Regions from separate parts of the Homo sapiens genome. Here region 2 is linked to region 1. A link is a loop called in an ENCODE intact Hi-C map of the cell type or tissue named here. Cell type or tissue: heart right ventricle. All regions are shown on one strand.

Region 1 (8,000 bases):
TTTTTATTTGTCTAGCTTCCACACTAGCATATTTACCTGTCTGTCTCCAGTGCCAAGCTCAGCCCCCAGCACCTGTAGATACACAATAGATGTCTGCTGAGTGAGTATTGAATGAATAGAATGTACCAGAGGACCTTGGCTAGCGGCAGAAAGGGAAGTTAGGCCATTATTATAGTGACCCAAGAGAGAGGTGCCGAGGGTGGAGACCAAGGCTGGGGCAGCAGAGCTGTGGAACCAGTGGGCTTTATACAGACATTTCCTTGAAACTCACAACATAGATATAAAGCAAAGGAAGAAAACTGTGTGGTTCAGGGCCTTATTTTTAGACAATTCAGGTGAGTACCCCATGGGTAGTGGCTGCTCTGGAAGCTGCGCTGTGAACCGAGCAGAGGTGAGGTTTCGTTGGTGCAGACGGGGAAGCATCAGTGCAGCTACCCACTAGACAACACACTGCCTCCCTCCTGGGCCCTCCAGGTTCTAGGGTGCACTGAGAGTTTTGTGTATCTGGAGTCACACAGGGTTGGGAGGATGGTGGAGAATAAAGTATAAGAATATTTGGGATGAATCTGGAAAACATTATGCTAAGTGAAGTAAGCCAGATACCGAAGGACAAATGTATGATTCCACTTATGTGAGACACCTAGAGCAGGCAAATTCATAGAGACAGCAAGAAAAATGGTTAGTAGGGAGCGGGGGAAGAGGAGAATGGGGAGTTGATGTTTATAATGGGTACAGAGATTTTGGTGGGGATGATGAAAAAGTTCTGAAGATGGCCAGGCATGGTGGCTCATGCCTGTAATCCCAGCACTTTGGGAGGCCGAGGCGGGCAGATCACTTGTGGTCAGGGGTTCAAGACCAGCCTGGCCAACATGGTGAAACCTGTCTCTACTAAAAATACAAAAATTAGCTGGGCATGCTGGCGCACGCTTGTAATCCCAGCTACTTGGGAGGCTGAGGCATGAGAATCGCTTCATCCTGGGAGGCAGAGATTGCAGTGATCCAAGATCGTACCACTGCACTCCAGCCTGGGTGACAGAGCAAGACTCTGTCGAAAGAGAGAGAGAGAGAGAGAAAGGAAGTTCTGGAGATGGATAGCGATATGCTTGCACGACAACGTGAATGTACTTAATGTCACTGAATTGCACATTCAAAAAGGGCTAAAGTGGTGAATTTTACATTCTGTATATTTTACTGTATTTGGAGTTGATCCAGTGAGTGAAGAGGAGAGGGCTGGAGGGAGGCTAGTGGCAGCCTGTCTGTGCTCTGCCTGGCTGGACAGGACCCATTCTGGTCATCTCAGAGAGAGGCCAGGTCAGGCTTCCAACAAGTTGTCCCCCATTGGACATTCGTCAGCCTGAGGACAGCCCTGTGTTCTCCTAATGTGTGACTGTGCCCCTTCCTTTGCCCCACAACAGAGGTAGCTCGCCAGTGTAGTGAATGATGAGGAGAGAGGTTTGCTCAGGAGTCCTCTGAATTGGGAGCCAGTAAGAAGAAGATTCAGGTTGTGGAGGAACGTTTGCGCTGTAGGCCCAGCCTACTCCAGCCTTAGGTCCCCCATTATCAACATGCCCTCAGCAGGGTCGGCTCGGGCACCAGGTTCCTGCTCCCTGCCATGAGTTGACCTCTAGAGCTCAGGTGTAACCTAGGTTGCAGCTGGAGGTCTGCCTGCTGGGCCTTCACCTGCACAATGGTGGCTTATTGTTAAGGCATCTTGGCCCTGGGCAGAGTCTTGCCTGGATCCATAAACCTTTACCCATTCCATTCCTGCTGGCCAAACCCTGTGACTTGGGACAAGGCTGGGCCATGCCCAGGGAGCAAATCAGGGAAATTTCTAAGGACTTGGAAGGAAAGAGTAGTGGGGGCAGAGGATGTCAGGGATGATTCCAAGCCCTTGAGGAGCCATGAGAGTTTTCTGACTTCAGAGAAGCAAACTCCCCAGATGGGAGCTTCGTTCATACCATCGTTATCCTCAATACAGGAACCTCTGAATTCCCACAAACCTACATCAACAGGAGCACTCTTTTTGCCACTTTAAAGCAAAGCTGAAGCTGGAACAGCAGAATTGGAAGCTACTTAGGAAGTCCCAGGCCAGTGATACATTCATTTCTCAATGATGTGGTCACATCTAGCAAGTTAGGCCAGAGCACGGGCCAGACCCCATGTCCCTTAACTTCCAGCCTATTGCCTGTCCACACACCATCATTGCTCTTAGCTCTCTGATTTATATCTAGTGACTTGGGGGATTTGTCTAAGGCTACCTCTGCCATCTTGTCACGTGTCTGTATGATTTTCTTCCTGCAGGAGGTGCTCTGGTAAAACAAGTATAAAATGAATGTCAGGATGTTCTCCCTCATGGTGGGCATCTTCTCTGTCCTTAATACCACCCAGTTCTTCATCTTTGACCTGAACCAGAAGACACACATTTGCTATGAGGCCAAGTTCAGCATCTACGTGGACTCAAAGTCGGAGCTAGTCACTTGGACCCTGTTCCACAGGGCTAATATCAGCACTGGCCTCTCCCTCACCACCATCATCATCGGCTGCTTCCTCTTTTATTGTATCCACAAGAATATCTACATGGGGCTGCTGATCTATGCCATGTGGATCATCACTTACGAGCTCATCAACTTCTCCATAGTCCTGCTCCTCAACGGGATCATCAAAGATCACTTCAAGACGCTGAGTTATTTGCACTGGATCTTCCAAATCTCACACATGCTCCTGCACTTTTTCTGTCTGCCCTTCATCGTCAAGCATGCATACAACCTTTACAAGGAATCCCAGACTGTGGGCAGGAAACGCCGCCACAGGCTCTGCTCCACCATTGCAGTGAACTCATGACTACCTGTCCGTCTGGGAATGTTGTACCGGAAGTTAAACTGAACCATGCCAGATGCCAGGAAAGGTGGGAGGGAATGGTGTTCCTCAACAATGGAACCCTCCCTACCCTGCCTGTCTTCTGTTGATGCTGCTTGGTTTGTCAGGGCTTTTGAGTTTTACGCACTGAGGAATGATTCTCGGGAGAGGGCAGGTTGTGCGGATCAATTATTTTACAGATGTGTTGTGTGACTTGTTTTAGCAGTTAATGATATGTGGCCTTGTGCTTACTTAACCATCTCACTGGTGTCTGTTTTTGCCTCTCACTGTCCCCTCTCCTCTGCACTTCCTTAGTTTCTAGTTCTTCCTTTATGGGTTGGCCCACAGATGCCGGTTCTGCTGAGTCCTTTGGAGGAGTGTTGTCCAGTAGAACTTCCTGTGCTGATGGAAATGTCCTCTATCTGTGCTGGCTACTAGCCATGTGTGGCGACTGAGCACTTGGAAATGTGGCTATTACAACCCAGTAATCAAATTTTAAATTTTATTCTTTTTTAGCTAATTTCCATTTCAATAACTATGTATGGCTGGCTCAAGACTAGCCTATCGGCCCAGCATGGTGGCTTACGCCTGTAATCCCAGCACTTTGGGAGGCCAAGGCAGGTGGATCACTTGAGGTCAGGAGTTCAAGACAAGACTGGCCAGCATGGTGAAACCCGCTCTCTACTAAAAATACAAAAATTAGCCGGGCGTGGTGGTGGGTGCCTGTAATCCCAGCTACTCGGGAGGCTGAGGCAGGAGAATCACTTGAACCCAGGAGGCGGAGGTGGCAGTGAGCTGAGATGGTGCCACTGCACTCCAGCCTGGGGGACAGAGTGAGACTCCATCTCAAAAACACAAACACACACACACACACACACACACACACACACACACAAACAGGGCCGGGTTCGGTGGCTCACGGCTGTAATCCCAGCACTTTGGGAGGCCGAGGCAGGCAGATCAAGAGGTCAGGAGATCGAGACCATCCTGGCTAACACAGTGAAACCCCGTCTCTACTAAAAATACAAAAAAATTGCCAGGCATGGTAGCGGGTGCCTGTGGTCCCAGATACTCAGGAGGCTGAGGCAGGAGAATGGCCTGAACCTGGGAGGTGGAGCTTGCAGTGAGCCGAGATCGCGCCACTGCACTGCAGCCTGGGTGACAGAGCGAGACTCTGTCTCAAACAAACAGACAAAACAAAAACAAGGACCAACCCTTTGAAAAACAAAAAGAACCCCCCAAAATATCTCCAGGCATTGTCAAACATCCCATGGGGTGGGGGTGGTGGGGGGGCAAAGTTGCCCCTAGTTGAGAGACACTATTGTAAAGCAACAAGCTCTGTGTTGAGAGCCAGCAGGCCCCTGCCTTGAACTAGGAGTGCCGCTTTTCCTGAGAACTCTTCACATTCACCAGTTGTGCAGTCTTCATCCTAATGCTCCTGTTTTATGGTTTGACGAAACTGAGACTCACTGGGCTTCAGTGATGAGATCAAGGTCACATGGTAGCAAAAGCAGGACTTGCATCTCATCATCTGACTTCATACACGAAAGTCGGCTCCCTGATTCATTCTTACTTTTACCAAGACAAAAAGGAACACCTCCTTTTAGGGTAGTTCCTTTTCCCTTGAAAAATGTTGGGAGTGAAGTCAAGAGACATGTTTGTTTGTTTGTTTTGGCCATACTCTTCCAAACCATGAGCATAGTAATGACAGTCGCTGGCTTTTACTGAACACTCAGTGCCAGGTACTATCCTACAATTCACTCAACTCTTTCCACCACGGATTTAAACCTAGGCCAGTTCCCCAAATGACCACAAGATGGCAGTCAGTAATAAGCTTTTGCTTAGAGCTGTTGGCCCCTAAACCAGATCCTCCAAGGGTGGCTGTTCAGGATTTATGGAGCTTCCAGCTGATGACTGGGAGCTAATGTGTGTGTCTCTGCCCCAGTCTCACAAGGCATGCCTTGTCTGATTGTGACTTGCTAGTACCAAAACACAAAATATAAAACATGGGCCAACTTCTGGGTTCTGATTCCCCATCCCGGTTGAGGTCGCTACGGTGGGAGGTAGACCTGGGCAACATTGGGGAACTGGAGACCTGTGTGTTGAAGAAGTGTAGGCAGAAGCAGAGTTCCAGGAATCACCTCAGCTGAGAGTTACTTTAGTTGAGAAAGTTTAAGACACTCAAACGCAAGGTTGTGCTATCCTCTATACAAGACTCCTCAAAAGCATGGTTGCTTCTGCCTTTACTTCCTGGTCTCCTGTTCTTTCTAGAACCCATCCAGTTAGGTTTCACCCCCACCGCCCCACTGGGACTGCTCTTGTCAAGGTGATCTCCACACTGCTCAAGCCGGTGGTCAGTTCTCCACCTTTGCTGACCTGTCCTGCAGTGGCTTTTGACTGCTGATCCCTCTCTCCTGCCAACAGGTTTCTCTGGTAGCCCCTCTGCCTCCGTCTCCATCCCTCCCCTGCCGCACTGGCCCCTTCTCCTCAGTCTCCTTTGCTGGCCTCTCCTCATCTTCCTGACCTCCAAACACCGGAGTGCCCTTGGCACAGTCCTTGGTCTTGTTCTCTGTCTCACTCACTCCCAGCTCACCTGGTCCAGACCCATCACTAATAAGCCCCATATACATCTTCAGCCTGGACTTCTCCCCTAAACCCTGGCTTTGTTTATGCAGTTGCTTCCTTGATGTGGTAGCCAGCTCTAACATGGTTCCCAGAGATCTCTGCGAACTGATATTCACATTCATCACCTCTTCTTAGATGTGGGCAGGACCCAGTGATCCTCTTCTAGCAAAGAGAACATAGCAAAAGCGATGGGTTGTCCTTTCTAAGGTTAGGTTACAGAAGACGATGACGTCAGTGCTGCCCGCTCTCTGAGGGAAGCTGGCTATCATGTTGAAAGTATCTTTATGGAAAGGCTCACACTGCCAGGAGCAGAGGTCACTAACCAAGAGCCCGTGAGGAACGGAATCCTACCAACAGCCCCATGAGGGAGCTTGGAAGCAGATCCTCCCCTACACAACTCTTTTTTTTTTTTTTAAATACAATATGGGGTCTCCCTATGTTGCCCAGGCTGGTCTTGAACTCCTGGCCTCAGGCTATCCTCCCACCTTGGCTTCCCAGAGTGCTGAGATTATAGGCATGAGCCACCATACCCAGTCAGGATATGTTTTGGGGTGGTTACTGTTGTAGAGACATTTTTGTAGAGATGTGACATGTACTAGTTATCTATTACTGCATAACAAATTACCCCAAAATTAGCAGCTTAAGACAGTACATTTATTCTGTCTTAGTTTCTGCGGTCAGGAGTCCAGACACAGCTCACCTGGTTCTCTGACTCAGATTCTCTCAGGGTCTCACTCAGGATGTCTCTACTTTTATTTGATTTTTAGAGACAGGGTTGCACTCTGTCACCCAGGCTGGAATGCAGTCGTGCAATCATAGCTCACTGGAGCCTTGAACTTCCAGGCTCAAGCGATCCTCCCACCTCAGCCTCCTGAGTAGCTGGGAATACAGGTGTGCCACCGCATCCAACTGATGTAAAAAAATTTTTTTTTTTAATTTTCTTAAAATGTGGGAATGTAGCCGGGCATGGTAGCTCACGCCTGTAATGACAGCACTTTGGGAGGCTGAGGCGGGTGGATCACCTGAGGTCAGGAGTTCAAGACCAGTCTGGCCAACATGGTGAAACCTCCTCTCTACTAAAAATACAAAAATTAACCGGGCATGGTAGCAGGTGCCTGTAATCCCAGTTACTCAGGAGGCTGAGGCAGGAGAATTGCTTGAACCTGGGAGGTGGAGGTTGCAGTGAGCTGAGATCGCGCCACTATACTGCAGCCTGGGCAACAAGAGCAAAACTCCATCTCAAATAAATAAATAAATAAATAAATAAATAAATAAAAATTGGGGAGTGTATCCCAATCCACACTCCTGATTTTCTCCCGTATACCTTGCCCTAACCCCCAGTCTTTGCCACCTCTACCCTTCCATTGCTCAAGTTAAAGACCCAGCAGGCATCCTTAGGTCCTCTCTTTCTCTCAGCCTGAATCTAACTCCTCACCACTCCCCATCAGCCCACCCTTCAATATAGATCCATATCCAACCACTTCATATAACCTCCCCTGCCACCTCCCTGGCCCAGGCCATCACCATCTCTTGCCCAGGCTATTGCAGTAGCAGTTCCTGACTGGCCTCCCCATGCCACTGTGTTCCCTTTACAGTCAGTTCTCCGCCCAGCCACCAGAGGGCTCCTGTTGAAACCTGAGTCAGATCAAGTCCCTCCTCTACTCCGGTCCTCACCTGCCAGGGCTCCCCACCACACTCAGGGTAGAAATCCCAAGTCTTTACCACGGCATGCCAGCTGCTAAATAACCCAGTCCCTTGTCACCCTCTGATCTGCTTTCTAACCATTTTGTTCTCTCCGCCTCCCTCTGCTGCAGCCATGCTGTCTTCCTTTCGTTCACCCTAACACAGACAGCACACTCCAGCCTCGGGGCCTTTGCACTCACTGTGCCTTCCGCCTAGAATATTCTTACTCCAGCTATTCACCAGCTTCCTTTCTTGCTCAGAAGGCATCAGAGAGGCCTTCCCTACCAATGGGTGTGAAACAGCCCCTCCCTACCATCCCATGTGTCTCTTTCCCACTTACTGTGCTACATTTCTTCATAACATGTACTATCACCTGACTTACTCTATACAGTTGCCTCTCCCACCACCCTCCAAAAATGTGGGCACCATATTTACTTCACTGATGTTTTCCCAGCACCTAGTTCAATGCCCAGCATGTAGCAGGTGCTTGATAAAGATTTGTGGAATGAATGGACATAGACTCTCAGTTTTGTTTTTGTTTTGGAGACAGAGTCTCTGTCGCCCAGGCTGAAGTGCAGTGGCACCATTGTGGCTTAGTGCAACCTCCGCCTCCTGAGTTCAAGCGATTCTCCTACCTCATCCACCTGAGTAGCTGGGACTACAGGTGCCCACCACCACTCTGGGCTAATTTTTGTATTTTTAGTAGAGATGGGGTTTCACCAAGTTGGCCAGGCTGGTCTTGAACTCCTGACCTCAGGTGATCTGCCCAAAGTGTTGAGATTACAGGCATGAGTCGCCACGCCCGGCCTATGAGAGGCAAATTATTACTGTTCTTT
Region 2 (8,000 bases), 340 kb after region 1:
TGAGCTGAGATTGTGCCACTGCACTCCAGCCTGGCGACAGAGTGAGATTGTGTCTCAAAAAAAAACAAAAAATTGCTACAGCCACTTTGCAACAGTCTAGTGTTAACTACTAAATTATACATGTTACCTATGACACAGCAATTCTGCTTCTAGGTATATACTCCCAAAAATTCATGCACAAGTGCACTAAGATACATACACAAAATATCCATCGCAGCACCATTATACATTGTGGTATGTTTGTACAACAGAATACTACACAGCAAGGAAAAATGAAAAATGGCCACTACATACAACATGAATACATCTCACAAACATATTGTTAAGGAAAGGAAGCCAGGCACAAAAAAATACGTACTTTATAACTCCATTTATATAAAATTCAAAAACAGGGAAAACCAATCTATGATATTAGAAGGCAGAAAGTGGTCTACCCTTTGGGAGGAAGGAATGGGTAATGATTAGTAGGGGGGCTTCTGAGGAATTGGAGACATTTTATTTCTTGATTTGATTTGACCCCTCATGGCTTCTGGCTAACTCCAATTTATTTTCTGGATCTCAACCCAGGCTGTCACTCCAGGGGAAATTTTTGACTGTCCAAACCTACTCTGGAGTAACCAGAGCTCAGGGAAAACTGTGTTTCTTCTTCTTCTTCTTCTTCTTCTTTTTTTTTTTTTTTTTGAGATGGAGTTTCACTTTTGTTGTGCAGGGTGGAGTGCAAAGGCAAAATCTCTGCTCACTGCAGCCTCCACCTTCCGTGTTCAAGTGATTCTCCTGCCTCAGCCTCCGAAGTAGCAGGGATTACAGGCATGCACCACTATGCCCAGCTTATTTTGTATTTTTAGTAGAGACAGGGTTTCACCATGTTGGTCAGGTTGGTCTTGAACTCCTGACCTCAGATGATCTGCCCGCCTCGGCCTCCGAAAGTGCCAGATTACAGGTGTCAGCCACTGCACCCAACCTACTGTGTGCTTCTTATTACAGTCCTCATTCCACGCTCCTACAGCTACGTATTTAGTTGCCCATCTCTCCTAGAATGTGAGTTTCTTTAGGGCAGGGCACTGTGTGTGTGAGACTCATCTCTGTCTCCTCAGTGCCAAGTGACTGGTAGGAGCTGCAGTAAAAGATTTAGGAAGAAAGTGATCATGATCTTGGGGGTGGCTTTTCAATATTCAGACATTGGAGCCTGGGAATGGCACATGACTCCCGAGATACACAGTAAAGAACTACATAAAGTCCAGAGAAAGGCAACTTAACAACAGACTAAACAGACCAAGGATTAAGACTTTTTCATCCAGCTCAAGGGCCACAAGGTGGGCATGAACTTGAAACTGCAGGAGGTGTAAAAATTATACTTTAGCATTTATCAGTTTAAAATGTAGTGTTCCGTTCATTATTCATTCAGCAAAGCTGAGCACCCTGTGCTCTGTACTGTGCAAGAAGAGCACAAAGATGAAGGAGGCCCAGCTCCTCTCTCAAGGAGCTGTCTAGTTTATCTTTACAACCTTGTACATCCTTATTCCTTGTTGACAATTAGGGACATTACAGTTGAACTGTCGTTAAGAGCACAAGTGCACCAGCTGTAGTACTTTAAGCAAGTTATTTAATCTGTAAGGCTCAGCTTCCTCAAAGTAAAATGGGAATAGTAATATCTACCTTGTGGGATTTTGAAGATTAAGCGTGAAAATACGCAATAAAATGCTTAGCTTGATGCCTGGCACATGGTAAACATTCAACCATCATTATTAAGTGGTGTGCAAAGCATTTACAGCGTTAAGTTTAGGTACTCTATTTCATTTTTGTCCTCCCTCCAAACATTATAGCTCCTCTAATTTGCTTCTGTTCCTCGCGCCCTGCGCAAACCCTCCTAACAACTTTCAGGTACCATCTATCCCAGCCAATGTTAAGCCTTGTTCTTGCTCTGATCCGTTTGTCCTGTTTTCTCCTGTCTCTTCCTTTCTTTATCTCCTATTTTCTTCCTGCCCCTTCCCTCTCTTTTCTCCTCAGACTCCTCGTCTTTGGATTCTGCAGGCTCAGATTTGCTTTATGACTATGGAAAAACAAGTATTAACTGCCGAGTCTATTTTCAGATCTGAAAAATGGTAATAATACTATCTACTTATAGAATTGTTTTGTGGAGTAGATGAGATAAGAAAGTGCAAGCACTGTGTACATCGTACAGCGCCTTACAAAAATTCTTTACTGGCATCTCTAAACTACCCTCTTTCATTCTCTGCCTCCCCTTCCCGTCCCTGCCCAATTGTGAGACTAAGAAATTCTTCGAATTTAATATTAGGACATAACTCCAACCAGAGCGCAGCTTTTCTGGTTGTTCCCGCCTTCCATGCCTAAACGAACCAATCAGATCGCCCAGAGTGGCGCGGTATCGCCACTTGGAGACCACCGCGAATGAAGTTTGCATTTTCCTCTGTTCTTGAGCCCAGCTTCTTCTCGTCTCCCACCCCAGCTTCCCGGCATTGGAAGAAGGGACCGTCCTCTTCCTTGTCTTGGCCACCCAAATCCTGGTATCGAAAGGGTTGAACGGACCGGAAGTGTGCAGCAGCGACGGGTCCCCAGCTAATCGACGCCGGAAGTAGCAATTACTAGACAAGCATTCCGCCGCCGGCTTCGCTATGGCGGCAATTCCCCCAGATTCCTGGCAGCCACCCAACGTTTACTTGGAGACCAGGTGAGGGGGTTCGGGCGTCTGGGGCTGGCAGAGGAGACGCGGAGCCCGGGCCTCACCACGGGTCTGCGTTCCTGGCGCGTTCCTCCGGGAGGCCGGCCTCCACGTGGAGGGGCGTGGAGCAGCGGCCGAGACGGCCCCCAGAGGGTTGAGAGGGGACCGCCATCGCCCGCGTCCAAGCTCCGCGGGGTCTTGTGCTGAGGTCTCAGCAATAGCTGCCTGATTGTCCTCCTTCCCCCAGTCCGCTCATTCATTCATTCATTCATTCAACAAACGTGTAATGAGTCCGCAAGCCAGGCATATGGAATATGAGTTCTGAGGATACAGAGGTAGATAAAACACAGACAGCCCTGCCTTTAGGAGCTTACGGTATAATGAAAGAGACAGACATGTAAACATTACGTGATAAGTAATACAGTTGTAGAAACAAATTCCAGTAAAATACAGGAAGAAGCACATTTTCCCCACTATCAAAGAGTGATGTGGTAACCAACCTGCTGGCGCCATGCCCCGCTGTATGTCATCTCATTTAGTTTAATCTTAGCAACTCAAATCATGAAGGTATTATTTAACTTTCTCCCTTTCAATATTAGCAGGAGGAAACGCCGGAATTTACAGCTTAAAGCCTTGACCAAAGCCACACAGCTAGTAACTGGAAGAACCTCGTTTGGAGCCTGGTGTGCTCGTCTCACCTTGCTAGATCCTTTAGCTCTATTCATTCCATTGCCTCTTTGGAAAAAGCTCAAAGTGATCTTTACAAAGTAGGACAAGGAAGGGATCCTGCTCAAAAAACCTTTAATAACGTCTTGCTGCTATAACAGTATAAAGTAAAAACGTATTAATCCTGACATTCAAGGTGATTTTTTTCATCTGGCCCTTGTCTACCTGCCATTCTCCCCTCAACAGCCAGGGACCAGCCAAGGTCCTCTGCCTTTCTGTTCTTGCCCATTGCTGCTTTCAGCTAAAGCAGAGTTCTGTCAGTCCTCTCTCTATTTGCTCATGCTGTTCATTTCATGCTCCCTGGCCATCTTCCCCACCTTATATGGCAAAATTCTACATCTTCAGGCTCCAACCTGTAATTTCTGAATTCTCCTGTTGGTATTTTTTAAAGTTACAAAATAAATTGTTAAATCCAAGCAATGTAGACATACAGAGTAAGAAGTGAAAGTCACCTCCTTCCTGAAAACACCATCAACAGTTTGTTGGATGATTGTCCAGACTTTTTTCTATGTACATATAAACCTCTCTCATGTTTTTTTAACAAAAAAATGGGATCATATGATCATACTGTATGTATGTTTTTTCTGTAACTTGGTTTTCTTTCACTCAGTAATTCAGGTAGCTGCCCATAGTATGGATAGTTGATATTTTAGGCATTTCCTATTTCAAGGACATTTAAGTTGCTTCCTTTTTTTTTGGCTATGACAAATACTGAGATGAACATCCTTGCACATATTGTATCCTTAGGCACTTTTGTATATTTTCCTAGAGGATACTTGGAAGTTGAAATTACTGAGGTATGCACATTTCAGAATTGTATACGTACTTCCTGATTGTCTTTCCAAAAGGCTACTTTCTGTATTTTGAAAATATCCTCCAGAATGTAAGCTTCATGAGGGAAAGAGTACCACACACAGAGTAACTGTCAATCTGTGTTGAATGGGAGCAGTGTGAAAGATGAATTGGATGAATTTCAGGCAGAAAGGCTGTTAGCTATTTTCTAGCACACTCCTCATATACTTATAGAGTGTTTACACTGTGCAAGGCACTGGGTATCCAGACTATACAGAGTTGACTCAATTCTCACATCTGGCCAGGTGCCATAGCTCACATCTGTAATCCAGCACTTTGGGAGGCCAAGGCAGGTAGATTGCTTGAGCCCAGGAGTTCAAGACAAGCCCGGGCAACATGGTGAAACCCCATCTCTACAAAAAAATACAACAAATTAGCTGAGCTTGGTGATGCATGCCTGTAGTCCCAGCTACTCAGGAGGCTGAGGTGAGAGGATCACTTGAGCCCGGGAGGTGGAGGTTGCGATAAGCTGAGATTGTGCCACTGCACTGTAACCTGGGTGACAGAGGAGACCCTTTCTCAAAAAAAAAAAAATTGTCACATCCTTGGAGCTTAAAGTCTAGGTATGTGCTGGAGTAGAGGGGAAGGCACTCGTCCTTTCTCTTGCCTCTTCCTTATCTTTTAGTAGTACTGGTGAGGAAAAAGCACTCATCCTATTGGGTAGGTGCAAAGATTCAAAGTTACCAGGTTTTGCCTTTGTTATACTCCCTCCCAAACAAACACAAACTGTACCTTTTATTGAAATTTTTTGAATAGGTAATGTATTTACATGGATCAAAAATACAAAAGTTTTTAAAAGGTATTCATTAAACATCTTCCTATTTTCCATCTACCCAGTCCCTACCCCCACCCAGAAACTTCTAAATAAATATGAACTCCTGATATTTTAATGTCTCTTTTTTTAAAAAATTAAAAATTAAGTGTAAGAATTTTTTTCCTAATTTAGGGGTTGGTTATATTGGTTTCAGATAATCAGATATAGCTATATATATATACATATGTATATATGTATAGTATTAGAATTTTGAGTTCTCCATGCTTGTTATTTTGCTGAAAAGAAGTACCCAGAACACCTGCGTGTTTTACTCAAAAAAGATAATGGGTGTTTATGTTACTTGCATTGTGGTGTTTTCCTTTGCTGAGCATGAAATCCAGTGGTTATCACAATTTCATGACTTACAAGCTTGAAAATCAAGAGTCCTGGAGCAGTTCCATAATACTCCTGTCTGCCCTGACCTTTTTGTTTACTGGAGCTGTTGTCCTCTCCCTCTGCAGCATGGGAATCATTGTGCTGGAGCTGTACTGGAAGCATGCTCCAAAGACCTGTAAGAACTTTGCTGAGTTGGCTCGTCGAGGTTACTACAATGGCACAAAATTCCACAGAATTATCAAAGACTTCATGATCCAAGGAGGTGACCCAACAGGGACAGGTACAGTTAAGCCAACATTAGTTTATGTTTTCTTTTTTTTTTCTCCTTTTCGTCTTTTTTTCTAAAGCCAGCATTAGTTTCTGAAGTCTCTGTCGTAAATAGGTGATAAGGCAGCCAGAGCTCTCTTTTCCACTTACTAAGGTCTGTGTTGGTTGATTCTGGTGACAACGCCTGCCTTCCTCAAACACACATGTGTGGAATTGACCAGAAACCAACCTTTACTCCTAGGCTTGGTAGAGTTTTTCATAACTTACATGTACTGCTCACTAAGAACAAATAATATTTGTCTGAATTATAGTGATGCAAGTAGTCTGATCAATAAGAAGGAAAGACTTTATAATATTTTGAGAATAATAAAATCCTGGGTTCTTTTATCGATTCATTCATTTAACAAATACTGAGTACCTGTTTTGTGTCAGATACTTTTTTAAGCTCTAGGGAGATACCTATAAACAAAGAGACAGAATTATTGCTCTCAATAAAGCAGGAAAAGGGTGTGGGGATGGAATTTTAGTAGAAAAGTCAGGGAACTCCTCTCTGACATTATTGGAGAAGAGATCTGAATGAAGTAAGAAAGTGAACCTTGCAACTGTGGGGAGAACATTTTGGATGGAGGGAAGAGCAAACACAGAGGCCCTGAGGCAGGAACCTGTGCTGGAAATCATAAGATATGATACCTTATAGGGCATGGTAGAGACTGGGTTTTATTCTGAGTAAGATGTGATGTGAGTCATTGGAGAGTTTTGAGCAAAGGAAAGACATGATCTGATCTATGCTTTAAAAGGATCACTCTAGGCTGGGCACGGTGGCTCACGCCTGTAATCCCAGCACTTTGGGAGCCCGAGGCAGTTGGATCATTTGAGGTCAGGAGTTCAAGACCAGCCTGACCAACATGGTGAAACGCTCTGTCTACTAAAATACAAAAATTAGCCGGGCGGGTTGGTGGGCACCTGTAATCTCAGGTTCTTAGTCGGGAGGCTGAGGCAGAAGAATTGCTTGAACCCAGGAGATGGAGGTTGCAGTGAGCCAAGATCGCACCACTGCAGTCCAGCCTGGGTAACAGATTGAGACTCCCTCTCAAATAAATAAATAAATAAAAGGATCACTCTAGCTGCTGTTTAGAGAATAGATGTAGGGGCAAGATGTAAACACTATGTAAATAGTTGTTGTACTGTATTGTTTGGGGAGTAATGACAAGAAAAATAGTTCTATACATGTTCAGTACAGATGCTTCCCCCCAAGATGTTTTCAGTCGCGGTTAGTTGAACCCATGAATGTAGAACCCACATGTAGGGAGGGCCGACTATGCTCATGAGTAAGTAGTTGGATAGGAATATGGGGTTCAGGGAAAGACCTGGTATGGAGGTATTAATTTGGGAGTTACTGGCATTTAGATGGGGTTTATTAGTGAACTGGTGGAACCCTTACTCATTTCAAGGGCCCTTGCTTCTCAGTCTGCTTCTTCTCTGCTAATTTCTGCTCGTTTGCCTTTAAACAAGTTTGGTTTTCTCTATAGCAGAGTCTTTTCTCAGTCTTGTTCTTTTTTGTCATTCTTAATCGTCTCATGATTTATCATCTATGGTCAGAAGCATTCAGGTTTTTGGGTTTTTTTTTTTTTAATGTATATGGATGCATTTCAAAATACAGAATATATAAGAAAGCAGAGAAAAGGGGAAAAATCATTCATAAGCATAGCTCCTAAAGATTTCTAACCATCATTAACTAATCCCTAAATATCCCATCTTTCAGAAAGGAACAGTGTTAACTTTTGGTGCCCATCATGTCTGGTTTAAGGGATGACAGGATAAATGGAAGTAGTTTCAAAAAAATAGGATATATAAGCTATTGTTTTTAAAACAGAACATATTACATTTAATTTCATATATATAGAACAGAATATTTGACTTCCTACAGTGAAAGATGAGGCAATTAGTACTTAAATTTCTACCCATTCTTATTTTTCCCCGACCTTAATTTTTGTTGTTAGTTTTATTATTATCTGTTCTGCACTCATCATTCCTTCAGCTACAGTGTGGGTCCTACGTTTCAGTGTATTTAGTGTTCACAACTTGCTTCGCTTTTACCTTCGCAAGTGCTGGAGGGCAGGATTTCTTGTCTAGTGGTTTTTTAGTGTTTTTTTTTCAGAATGCTCAAGAATCACAATTGTCCAGTGGTTTTTTGTTACAAGAGCTGGAATGTGTTGTATTTTTAAGTTCATTCATGTTTCAGAATTTCTGCCTGTTACTTTTATACTTGAAAAGAGATAGCATGTTGGCATGCTCAGCCCCCTCACTGTGTGATGCACTGTGCCA

Evidence for each region. Peaks named below come from ENCODE experiments on the same cell type or tissue, not always from the same donor. Only the 100,000 strongest peaks of a DNase experiment are listed, where the experiment ranks them.
Region 2: a loop joins it to region 1, with 3 times the contacts of the local background. A loop is called at or near these places in 54 of 110 quality-filtered maps.

The regions. Positions count from the first base shown.
Region 1 is chr6:37,207,298-37,215,297 of GRCh38, reverse strand. It overlaps TMEM217B (transmembrane protein 217B), which reads left to right. Exons shown (of 2, transcript NM_001395378.1): 2 at 2,302-3,117. The coding sequence starts at 2,329. The coding sequence ends at 2,841. It overlaps TMEM217 (transmembrane protein 217), which reads left to right. Exons shown (of 3, transcript NM_001286401.2): 3 at 2,302-3,117. The coding sequence ends at 2,332. Among named protein-coding and RNA genes, the nearest start is that of PIM1, 41 kb to the right of the region's middle. RefSeq lists a silencer at 4,531-4,825. In heart right ventricle, CTCF peaks have their summits at 4,664 (motif pointing right) and 7,102 (motif pointing right); DNase peaks (open chromatin) are centred at 4,697 and 7,097.
Region 2 is chr6:36,869,406-36,877,405 of GRCh38, reverse strand. It overlaps PPIL1 (peptidylprolyl isomerase like 1), which reads left to right and starts at 2,603. Exons shown (of 4, transcript NM_016059.5): 1 at 2,603-2,689; 2 at 5,534-5,688. The coding sequence starts at 2,634. It also overlaps a transcript of C6orf89 not described here. RefSeq lists an enhancer at 2,383-2,612. In heart right ventricle, a CTCF peak has its summit at 3,590; DNase peaks (open chromatin) are centred at 2,485 and 2,585; H3K4me3 peaks cover 2,161 bases; H3K27ac peaks cover 2,247 bases.